Regions from separate parts of the Homo sapiens genome. Here region 1 is linked to region 2. The links are chromatin contacts, found by Hi-C or POLR2A ChIA-PET in ENCODE. All regions are on one chromosome and are shown on one strand. The core of a region is the stretch at or near the end of the contact, and the rest is flanking DNA. Distances in the headings are between cores, read along the strand shown. Region 1 has its middle 20 kb from the start of DNM1L. Region 2 overlaps FGD4 (FYVE, RhoGEF and PH domain containing 4).

Evidence for each region. A loop is a pair of places that touch in the nucleus more often than their neighbours do. ChIA-PET counts read pairs that join two places held with the same protein, here RNA polymerase II (POLR2A). Pooled maps may share reads with other maps.
Region 1: a loop to region 2 is called in a map with no recorded cell type, with 6 times the contacts of the local background. The contact joins two enhancer-like sites. A Hi-C loop is called at or near these places in 2 of 168 maps with a recorded cell type or tissue (IMR-90 and cardiac septum), 7 of 37 single-sample maps with no recorded cell type and 9 of 50 pooled maps. POLR2A ChIA-PET finds 5 or more read pairs at or near these places in 8 of 52 experiments (AG04449, AG04450, BJ and 5 more).

Annotation. Positions count from the first base shown.
Region 1 is chr12:32,656,231-32,662,007 of GRCh38, forward strand. No RefSeq gene overlaps it. Among named protein-coding and RNA genes, the nearest start is that of DNM1L, 20 kb to the right of the region's middle. Within about 2 kb of position 3,834, at least 3 of the 41 ENCODE cell types and tissues checked have a DNase peak (open chromatin) inside an H3K27ac peak, as active enhancers do.
Region 2 is chr12:32,555,383-32,561,686 of GRCh38, forward strand. All of the region lies in intron 1 of FGD4 (FYVE, RhoGEF and PH domain containing 4), which reads left to right. Among named protein-coding and RNA genes, the nearest start is that of DNM1L, 120 kb to the right of the region's middle. Within about 2 kb of position 3,674, at least 3 of the 41 ENCODE cell types and tissues checked have a DNase peak (open chromatin) inside an H3K27ac peak, as active enhancers do.

The DNA.
Region 1 (5,777 bases), core at 2,584-5,083, 100 kb after region 2:
AAGATACAAAATTAGCCAGGCATGGTGGCAGGTAGTCCTAGCTACTCAGGATGCTGAGGTACGGGAATCACTTGAACCCTGGAGGCGGAGGTTTCAGTGAGAGGAGATCACACCACTGCACTCCATCCTGGGTGACAGAATGAGACTCTGTCTCAAAAAAAAGAAAAAAAGAAAAGAAAAAACAAAACAAAACAAAACCCATGTATGAGATTAGAGCCCCAAGTCCAGAGAGGAGCAGTTTCTCAAACTCTTGCTTCAAACAGCCAAAGTAAAGATTAATGTCTATTAAATTAAAAAAAAAAAAAAAAAAAAGCCGGGCATGGTGGCTCATGCCTGTAATCCTAGCACTTTGGGAGGCCGAGGCGGGAGGATCACAAGGTCAGGAGTTCAAGACCAGCCTGGCCAACATGGTGAAACCCATCTCTACTGAAAATACAAAAATTAGCCAGGCATGGTGGCGGGCACCTGTAATCCCAGCTACTCGGGAGGCTGAGGCAGGAGAATCGCTTGAACCCGGGAGGCCAAGGCTTCAGTGAGCTGAGATCACTCCACTGCACTCCAGCCTGGGCAACAGAGCAAGACTCTGTCTCAAAATAAAATAAAATAAAAGCCTAGCTGTTTTTTTTCTTAATTTTTCTTCTCTGTCTTTTCCATTTTTTCCATCTAAAAATTTAAAGTTTAAGAAGAAATACATTGTTATTAAGGAACCACCAATATCCACTTTATCCATCTAACAAAATGATAGCACCAGCCCACTAGTAGCAGTTGGCCACCTAGGATAGTTTGCCAGTAGTGGTAACCAAGGGCCAGGTCCACCCTTCCTCTCAGCTTTGGTGTATTATCTGGCAGTGGAGCTGGGCTCCACACAGAAGAGAGATCCCCAGCTCCCACACTTCGCATTACTATTTGTTACCTGAGCCCCAGTTATACTGTGTGTGTTGCTTAGGTCTTTGGGCTCAACAGATTCCTTGGACAACATAACAACCAAACACAACACATAATTCCTTCAGCTTCTGCCAACAACTCACTGTTTATGGGGCTGTGATGTGGGCCATGGGGCCAGCCTGAGATCAGGAACAGATGGGACATGTAGGCTCCCAGGTAAAGTAATATCTAGGCACCCTTTAAAATCAATATTCTTGAAATAGTTGCTCAACATGAATTTATTTTATTGGGTTTTTTTATTTGTTTTTGAGACAGGGTCTCTGTCACCCAGTGGCACAAACGGCTCACTGCAGCCTCAACCTTCTGGGCTCAAGTGATCCTCCTACCTTGGCCTCCCAAAGTGCTGGGATTACAGGCATGAGCCACTGCACCTGGCCTCAACATGTATTTAGAGCACGGAGGGATGAACAAAATAGTCAGACTTCTGGGGGAGAGCTGGCAATCTTTCCATTGTATCTGCGCTCTTCAGTTTTGGGGAGAGAGTTGTGTATATTTACTACTCATCAAGTAAAAGGACGTGGAATCAGCTGGAACAGGTTTCACTGGAAAGCTGTTTAGGGATCATTTATTGTTGCTCAAGAGTGCCCTCTAAGGGTTTCAAACTATGATAAGTGACTAACCACATTCTGTGCTCTGCAGGAGTTCCGGCAAACACAACTTTCTCCATATCACTATGGTTTCAGAGATGCCTAAGTGCTCATTGATACTTTAGCATCCCTTACAGGATGGCAACACCGGCAGCTCCCCGGCCAGCCCCCCTTATCCTGCTCTGCTGGGAAGAACAGTCTACAATGCGGCCGCCCCATGGTCAAGTTGCCCTTGCTCCTTGATTCTGTTATTCTCCTTTTCTTAAAAAAAAAAAAAAAAAAAAAAAAAAATCAAAGCAAATTTCTCCAACCTTATCCACAATAGAACTCACGACCGAATCCAAGGGATAGACTACTGTCACAGCTCAATCTTGACCTGGGATCCCCCATATATAGGTGTTATATAGGTGTCTCTCTCTCTCTCTTTTTTTTTTTTTTTTTTTTTTTTGAGACAGAGTCTCGCTCTGTAGCCCAGGCTGGAGTGCAGTGGCGCGATCTCGGCCCACTGTAAGCTCCGCCTCCCGGGTTCAAGCGATTCTCCTGCCTCAGCCTCCCTAGTAGCTGGGACTACAGGCGCCCTCCACCACGCCTCGCTAATTTTTGTATTTTTAGTAGAGACGGGGTTTCACCGTTTTAGCCAGGACGGTCTCGATCTGATCTCGTGATCTGCCCGCCTCGGCCTCCCAAAGTGCTGGGATTACAGGCGTGAGCCACCGCGCCCGGCTAGGTGTCTCTTTATAAAATAGAGATCTGGCCGGGCGCGGTGGCTCACGCCTGTAATCTCAGCACTTTGGGAGGCCTAAGGCAGGTCAGGAGGTCAGGAGTTCAAGACCAGCCTGGCCAAGATGGTGAAACCCCGTCTCTACTAAAAATACAAAAAATTAGCCGGGCATGGTGGCGGGCGCCTGTAATCCCAGCTACTCGGGAGGCTGAGGCAGAGAACTGCTTAAACCTGAAGGGGCGGAGGTGGCAGTGAGCCGAGATCGCGCCATTGTACTCCCGACTGGACGACAAAGCAAGACTCCGTCTCAAAAAAATAAAATAAAATAGAGATCCGGGCCGGGCGCCATAGCTCACGCCTGTAATCCCAGCAGTTTGGGACGCCAAGGCGGGTGCATCACCTGAGGTCAGGAGTTCAAGACCAGCCTGGCCAACAAGGTGAAACCCTGTCTCTACTAAAAATATAAAAATTAGCCAGGCATGGTGGTGGGCACCTGTAATCCCAGCTACTCCAGAGGCTGAGGCACAAGAATCACTTGAACCCGGGAGGCAGAGGCTGCAGTGAACGGAGATTGTGCCACTGCCCTGCCTGGGCAACAAAGAGAGACTCCGTCTCAAAAAATAATAATAATAAAATAAAATAGAGATCCACTGTTTGTAGTCTGAGGTCCTATTAGTTTTATTTAAATTGTACCCTAAGCACTTCCCCTCCTTCCAAAACAGTTTTCACAGTAACAGCCAAAACCTGAGGGTTTAGTATCTGCTAGCCACTATTCTAGGAACTTTATAGAAATAATTTCATTCATATTCCATCACAGTTTTTCAGTGTAAGCATTGTAAATAATGCATCAAGAAACATCTTTGACTTGTTACTGAGAGTTCCATCTGTGATAAAGGGCAGATGTCATAGAAAACCCCTTTGGCAGGTGATTCAACTCGAAGGAGAGGGTGGGAGGAAGCAACATCTGAGAATCATGTGAGCTGTGTTTCGGAAATACACACATCTGTCCCACATCCTGCTGCCCTGTGGATTTGATATGCCTGAGGCTGCATGCTGGCAGGTGGGCTTGGGTGTATAATTTTCTCCCAAGTGATTCTCACTCATTCCATTTTTTTGCCTGTCCCTCATCCCCATTTTTAAAAATTATTTATTTATTTATTTATTTATTTATTTATTTATTTATTATTGAGATGAGTCTTGCTGTGTCACCAAGGCTGAGTGGCATGATCTCGGCTCACTGCAACCTCTGCCTCCCGGATTCAAGCAATTCTCCTGCCTCAGCCTCCCGAGTAGCTGCAACTACAGGGCTGTGCCACCATGCCCTGCTAATTTTTGTATTTTTAGTAGAGACAGGGTTTCGCCATGTTAGCTGGGCTGGTCTCGAACTACTGACCTCAGGTGATCCACCCACCTTGGCCTCCCAAAGTGCTGGGATTACAGGTGTGAGCCACCACACCCGGCCCCTGGTCCCCATTTTTATGAACCATTGTGATAAAGTTGAGGAAAGGCCATTAGTCTTAAGGGTTGCACTCAGGCGCAGTACCACAGCCCTGTGCAGCCAAGACTTCAGTGCTCTGCCTGCTCCCTGTGACAGCACACCCTCCTGCTGTCCACCCAGCTCCACAGGCTTCACTGAGAGGCTCTCAGGTAAGCCTCAGCCTGTTGTGGGCTGTCTAGACTGAAAGCAAAGATAGCTATCTGGCTGGAAAAGAGAAAGGAATTAAGAGATCCATAAAAAGGCTTTCTAAAACAGCCAAATGTTTATAAAGGAGAAAGGAAATTGGGAGCTGGCCAGGTCGTATTCCCGTTCTTTGCCTTCTCACACGACAGAGCAGTGTGGTTCCCAACCTGGTTTCCTACCTCCCCTTTCTTCCCCACCTGGGGACATGTGGCAAAGTCTGGAGACATTTTTGTTTGTCACAAACGGAGTGGTGATGGGGAGGTAGTGTTACTAGCATCTTGTGGGTAGAGGCCAGGGAAGCTGCTAAACATCCCAGGAGGCACAGTACAGCCCCCCAAACAATGATCTGGCCCAAAATGTCAATGGTGCCGAGGTTGGGAAGCCCCGCTCCAGAGCCTCCACTTCTCTGGCTACCCATTCCCCCACTCCCGCCACTCCTCAGACAGGGATGGAGGACAGCCAAGATTGTCAGCTGTGACTTTCTCTGCAACCCTGTCTTCTTTTCTCCTGTCCCCCTGTCCAGTGCTCTGCTTCCCTCAGGTCCAAGTGGAACGATGATGGCATCTGACCAGAAAGTTTCCTGGGCCCTGAGTAACTGCCTTAGATTCTTAGTATGTAGTGGGTGAATCTTTAGTAATAAGGTCCCTGGAGCAAAGTGATGCCTTATCTCTAGTATGAAATCTGGGAACTCACGGAGAGATAAAAATAGCCTCAATACCAGTGGACTGGGAACATGGTGCGTGATCTGCTGTTTGAAAATCCCTGTCCTTAAGTGGCCTTGCACCATGATTGCTAAACTTTTCCAGAGCCATCTCTATTTCTCTAGTGTAATTTAACATCTTTTTTGGCGGGGGCGGGGGTGAGTCAAGTTCATTCTTTTTTTTTTTTTTGAGACGGAGTCTCACTCTGTCACCCAGGCTGGAGTGCAGTGGCGCGATCTCGGCTCACTGCAACATCCGTCTCCCAGGTTCAAGCAATTCTCCAGCCTCAGCCTCCTGAGTAGCTGGGAATATAGGCACCCGCCACCGTGCCCGGCTAATTTTTGTATTTTTAGTAGAGACCGGGTTTTGCCACGCTGGCCAGGCTGGTCTCAAACTCCTGACCTCAGGTGATCCGCCCGCCTCGGCCTCCCAAAGTGCTGGGATTACAGGCATGAGCCACCGCGCCCAGTCAAGTTTATTATTCTTAACTTGACCCTATCTTTCCCACTTTTGACTCCAACACTGCTCAGAGCTGCCACACCTACCCCCATAACAGTTGTGCCACTGGGAAGTGAAGAGGGTGTATCACAAAGTCAGAAACTTTGGGAAAAACTAAGATTAGGTTGTACATCCTTCAAACAAGAAGACAAACTACAAGAAGGGCTCAATCACTGCACGCAGTGAGTGTGAGGAGGGCAATGTTCCCTTGATAGTGGCCAAATGTGTGAGTTCCTGGCTTCCTGGGCTCTGTCATGGCTCAAGGTTGGTAAGAAGGCCAGTGATGTTATGAGCAGGCTTCAATTTCTACAGGGTTGTGGGGCGTCATCCACCATATGAAGGGGCTGCAGCAGGTCAGAGATGTGCAATGCCCATCCAGATTGAGGTGCTGACGCCCTTGCCAGAGCTTGGGTTCAGACAGCTTTGGCCTCATCTTCCAGCTCATCTAGGAAATGCTCCTGGGACACCACGTAGAAGGTGTAACTATAAATAGCTAACACCAGGGCCTGATGCCTGGGCCGCTGTAGGAGTGACCTCGGCCACTGGGCAAGCTGCACCTGCCACATGAATTGCAATTGTGCAGAGTCAGTTTGCCCTGAGTCAGGTCAACGCACTGAGCAAATGGAGCCTTTCCTCTGTTAGCA
Region 2 (6,304 bases), core at 2,424-4,923:
CATACTGGGGAAGATGCTGGTAGGCAACTGCATGTGTAAATCTGGAGACGGGTGAGGTCTGCAGTAGAGATTTAAGTGTAGGATAATCTCAACATGTGGAAGGCATGGAAGTGTGGGTGCAAGTGGGAGACGAGAACCAAGCACTAATCCAAGTGCACTTCAATATTTAATTTTAAGAGACAAGGTCTTTTTTTTTTTTTTTTTTTCGAGATGGAGTCTCGCTCTGTCACCCAGGCTGAAGTGCAGTGGCGCCATCTCGGCTCACTGCAAGCTCCGCCTCCCGGTTTCACGCCATTCTCCTGCCTCAGCCTCCCGAGTAGCTGGGACCACAGGCGCCCACCACCACGCCCGGCTAATTTTTGTATTTTTGGTAGAGACGGGGTTTCACCGTGTTAGCCAGGATGGTCTCGATCTCCTGACCTCATGATTCACCTGCCTCAGCCTCCCAAAGTGCTAGGATTACAGGCGTGAGCCACTGCGCCCAGCCGAGACAAGGTCTTTCACTCTGTTACAGCTGGAGCACAGTGGTGCAATCACAGGTCACTGCAATCTCAAACTCCTGGGCTCAAGTAATCTTCCCAAGTAGCTAAGACTATAGGTGTGCACCACCATGCCCAGCTAATTTTTTTTTTTACTTTTTGTAGAGATAGTGTCTTGCTGTGTTGCCGAAGCTAGTCTCAAACTCTTATCTTAAGCAGTCCTCTCTCCGTGGCGTCCCTAAGTGCTGGGATTACAGGCATGAGCCATCATGCCTGGCCAGGCACTTTAATTTTAAAGAGCCTTTAATATGGTTTCTTGCCATGTCAGAGATAAGAACAGCTTAATATTTCTTGACTTTTCCTTGGTTAAACAAGGGGTATGCTTTAAAATTTTTTTTAATTTTAATTGTGGTAAAAGGTACTTAAAATTTGCCATCATAGCCATTTTTAAATGTACATTTCACTGTCATTAAATACATTCACCACTATCATCCACAGAACTCTTCATCTTGCAAAACTGAATTCTGCACCCACTAAACAATAACTCCCTTTTCTTCTTCCTCCCAGGTCCTCAAAACCTTCATTCCATTTTCTGTTTCTATGATTTTAAAGTGGAATTATACAGTATTTCTCTTTTTGTAACTGGCTTATTTCACTTAGCATTATGTATGTCCTCAAGATTCATCCATGCTGTAGCATATGATAGAATTTCCTGCTGGGCGCAGTGGCTCACACCTGTAATCCCAGCACTTTGGGAGGCCAAGGTGGGTGGATCACCTGAAGTCAGGAGTTCGAGACCAGCCTGGCCGACGTGGTGAAACCCTGTCTCTACTAAAAAATACAAAAATTAGCTGCACATGGTGGTGGGCGACACAGCCTCCCAAAGTGTTGGGATTACAGGTGTGAGCTGCTGCGCCAGGCCTGCTTCTACTCTTTGACTATTGTGAATTAATGCTGCTGTGAACATGGATGTACAAATGTAAGGGATATGTTTTTGTTTTTTGTTTTTAAGATGGAGTCTCACTCTGTCACCTAGGCTGGTGTGCAGTGGCACAGTCTTGGCTCACTGCAACCTCCGCCTCCCGGATTCAAGCAATTCTCCCACCTCAGTCTCCTGAGTAGCTGAGATTACAGGTACCCACCATCATGACCAGCTACTTTTTGTATTTTTAGTAGAAACTGGGTTTCACCATGTTTCCCAGGCTGGTCTTGAACTCCTGACCTCAGGTGATCTGCCCGCCTCACCCTCCCAAAGTGTTGGGATTACAGGCCTGCGCCACGATGCCCAGCAGGGATATGCTTTTTTAAAAGTCTCTGTGATATGTATACTTGGTGACTTTCATAGATTTTTAAAAATATAAGTGATATATAAATACATTTTTATTATAAAAGATTTAAATGATATAGCTGTTAACAGACCAAAATATGAAAATTCTCATTCATTCTCTCACCTCACCTCCATCTGCAATTCCCAAAGTTACATTTGGTGTGCTATCTTCCCTCTCTTTCAGTACATTTCTATACATTTGTCTATAACTTATTCTTTTTAAAAACTGAGATATTATACATATTCTACAGTTTAATAATGTCTTGGAGACCTCTCAATTATTTATATTTTGGAAATATTCCCAGTCTGCTGCATATGTTCTATAGTGTTATATTTACCTTTACATGTACAGGGCTATTACTGTAGATTAGAGTCCTAGAAGTGCATGCAGTTCCTAGGTCCAAGGAACTTTCTTTAACTCTTCATCAGATTTTCTTTTTGAAGAACCTTTGTGGCTTGATAATTATGTTTCTAGAAAATTTATTATTCAGGTTTAGAAGTTTGGGGAGCTGTTTGAAATAACACTCAAATAAATTTCCTGGCTATGGATTTGTTCCCCATAGCAAGAGAGTTGTAAACTATGAGTTTTATAACCTTAATGTCTTTTTTTTAAAAAAGGCAATTGATCTCTTAATCTAGGTGTTTTAGCTAGCATATGGGAGATGTAATCTGCAATCTATGGGACAAATGGGGGAGTTTTGGGAGTTATGATAGAAGACTGTTGAAAAATGTTTTATAATAATGTTTTACAGTAGAGAAACCTGGTAGATGCCACCTCATCAGCCGACCAGGGTTAACATCACATGATAATCATATTGCTATCATGCAGTGATATTAATATAATAAAGTGAGATGGGTGCATTGCCTCTGTGATATTCTTACCCCAAACCCATAACCACAGTCTCATAATGAGAAAATAACAGAAACCCAATTTGAGGGACATTCCACAAAATACCTGACCATGTTCTTCAAAAGTGCTATGGTGCCAAAAGTCATGCAAGACAAATCTAAGTAATTCTCACAGGTTGTAGTACACTAAGGAGACAGTGAAAACTAAATGCAAATAAAGTGGTTTTTGGTTTTTTAAAGTATGTTTATCCTTATGGACAATATGCTCCCATAAAGATCGTCTACCCTAGAAAACTGTGTCTTCCCTCTTAAATCCAAGAGATGCTTGTCCCAAAGGGTGGACCCCATTGAGATCTCCTGGGCTAGAGACCCAGTGCATGGATGGATGAGACAGTATAAGCAAGACCGTATAAAGCTGTGATCTGAGCTCATGGACACTGTGGTAAGAGGTCAGGCTCGAAGAATCAGAGAACTGAGTGGATTTTGCAATGGATAGCCAAAGAGAGGGTCCAAACTTAAAATGCGAAACAATAATTCAAGAATGATTTGGTAAAATGTAATATAACAGCCTATAACAGAGTCTAGCAAATAGTAGCCAAAAGTCACCCTAACCAATCGTAGGGCATATCTACCACACAAAAGTGTGACTTAGCGCATGACTGTTTAAATGCCAAAAAAGACAGATAAAGGAAAGTTAAGCCATAGTGGCAACCTCTGCAGTTGGAACGAGGGAGCTATATCAGTCAACAGTGAGGCTAATTGAGAATATTTGAGGTTGGCGTATGTCTAGGGATTCCTATAGGAGATACAACCCAGCAAGCATAGGTCAGCAACCCAAGGTCAGAGTACAAAATGGGTTAATACTAAAAAGTGGTTAAAAAGATGACCAGTCCTCAAGAGGAGATAGTATTTAAATCGGATACCTCTCCTTCCCCATGCTAACTAACATACTGTAATTTGTTATGGCTGTTTCTAAGGTAACTGTTTATAATTATAAATCAGCCCTACTGGTTCTTCTTGATATTGTAATTTGCAATCAAAGAACCTCTAGAGTTAATGTAAAACTTCTTGAATGAGAGACCATCTGGTTACAATTTTGGTTTCAATTCCCTGTTAGGCAACTGACACCCAAATAAGGACTGTTTCCAAATATGAGTAGGCTAAGTCAGTCATAAACAAACAAAAAGTTTCAGTTTTTGTTGCTATTATCCAAGATGTTAGCAGATGAAGTGTTTAATGAAAGGGTGCTTCTTTTAGGCAAACTTCTTTTACCATGATTTGTTTAACCTATACCAGTGGTCCGTACATTTTTTTCCTGTAAAGGGCCAAATAATTATTAATAGTATTTTTAGCCTTGCAGCCACGTATGATCTCTATGTATTTGTCATTGCCTTTTTGTTTTTTTAAACAAATGTTTAAAAATGTAAATGTTCTCTGTGTCCTTCACCATGTTTTCATGCTTTGTGATAGTGGCTGAAATTTAGAGACTTGTTTTAATAAACAATGTTCTGAAATGTTGATCTAATTGCCTCTGGCAAAAGATGTGTAATCATGACTTTGATGAACTTATTTTAAAAATAGATGCACAGTTGATCTCTTATTGCACGCATTTTGGCACATTCGTGGGAGATATTCTCTGTAAACATGACACTTGCGAAACCTACCATACCCTGAAAGTTTGCTGTCTAGAAATTAAGTGCCTAGTTTTCATTCAAATTAATATTTAGGTAAGACATGTTTTATTTCTAAATAGACTGTCAAACATTTTTCATATTTTAATGTGTAATGGTGATGACCTTTTTAAAAAGACTCAACGTAATTTGTTTTCTCATTTAACCCATTAACTGCCCCCTTTGTGTAGTATTGTTGCTGCTTTCTCTTATAAATTGATGATGTCTCAGGGTCTCAATTTACAATTACATTAGTTTCTTCCTCTAGTTTGTAGTTGAGCTGTGGCTCTGCACTGTTGGGGCCTGTACAGCCATCCTTCACTAGACCCCGGGAGGTGGCCTTTAGTAGGCTCAAAGGTGGCCTTTAAGCCATTCTTAGTATCACTGTGAAAAAGCATCCAGATTTTCCCCCTGAAAGGCCAAGTGGTTGCATGATGTGTTGTGGATTTTAGGGATATACTTTGCCTATTTCACATACTTTTTTCCAAGAAGATAGATAAGCTTACACATGTAAAGGTTTCAACTGTATTTCTTCTGTTTATAATTTTATTTATTTTGAGATGGTGTCTCGCTCTGTCACTCATTTTGGAGTGCAGCGCAATGGTGTGATCACGGCTCACTGTGGCCTCAAACTCCCAGGTTTAAGCCATCCTCGCACCTCGGCCTTCTAAGTAGCTGGGACTACAGATGTATGCCACCACACCCAGTTAATGTTTTTTGTATTTTTTTGAAGAGACAGGATTTTGCCATGGCTGCCTACCTGGTCTCAAACTCCTGGGCTTAAGTGATCTGCCTGCCTCAGCCTCGCAAAGTGTTGAGATTACGTGAGCCACTGCACCCAGCCTTTTTATAATTTTAATAATAATCTGTCAATCTTTCATTACTTTTGCCTTCTAAATTCTTGTTATATTTTACTAAACAATGCTTAATCTCGCTGATAAACCATTTTAGCAGAAGTATGTCTGATGAGGACCACCCCTGCCTTTTTTTTTCTTTTCTCAGAGTTGCAAGGTCTCCCTCTGTTGACCAGGCTGGAGTGCAGTGGTGTGATTATAGCTCACTGCTTCCTCAACCTCCTGGGCTCAAGAGATCCTCTCACCTCAACCTCCCCAGTAGCTGGGACCACAAGCGCGCACCACCATGCCCAGCTAATTTTTATTTTTTTTAAGTAAAGGCAGGGTCTTATGTTGCCCAGGCTGGTCTCAAATTCCTAGCGTCATTTAATTTCTGTTTTGGTATTGGCTCTGAAAGAACTGTTGAGACAATACTTGGAACTCTTGATATTTTCCAAAATCTGTTTTACCAAGATAAATTTTAAGGAGAGCAACAGAAAATAAAGCAGAAATGTGGTTTCTTTGTTGGGTTTTGTTTTTTTTTTTTTTTTTTTTTTTTTTGAGATGGAGTTTCACTCTTGTTGCCCAGGCTGGAGTGCAATGGTGCGATCTCAGCTCACTGCAACCTCCCCCCATCCTGGGTTCAGGTGATTCTCCTGTCTCACCCTCCTGAGTAGCTAGGATTACAGGCGCCCACCACCACATCTGGCTAATTTTTGTATTTTTAGTAGAGACGGGGTTTTACCATGTTGGCCAGGCTGGTCTTGAACTCCTGACCTCAGGTGATCCACCCGCCTTGGCCTCCCAGAGTGCTGGGATTACAGGCATGAGCCACCGCACCTGGCCCAAATGTGGTTTCTAATCAATATTATTTAATAATGAATTGGATTAAGAATTTTTTGGGTTTTTTTTACTCAATAGAAAGTTGATTGGGTTTTTTAAAAATAGCTTGTTTTCAATAATTAAGGCTTAAAAAAATCTCTGAGTTCTCTTTGAGATATTTGGATTCTATAAAAAATGAAACTCTTTGTTTCTTAACCAAATGATAATTCCTTAAATTGCATTCTTTGATTCAATTATACTGAATTTCCTGGTAGAAATTTTATTTTCTCTGAAGCAGAGTCAGTGGTCTTAATATCACCATGT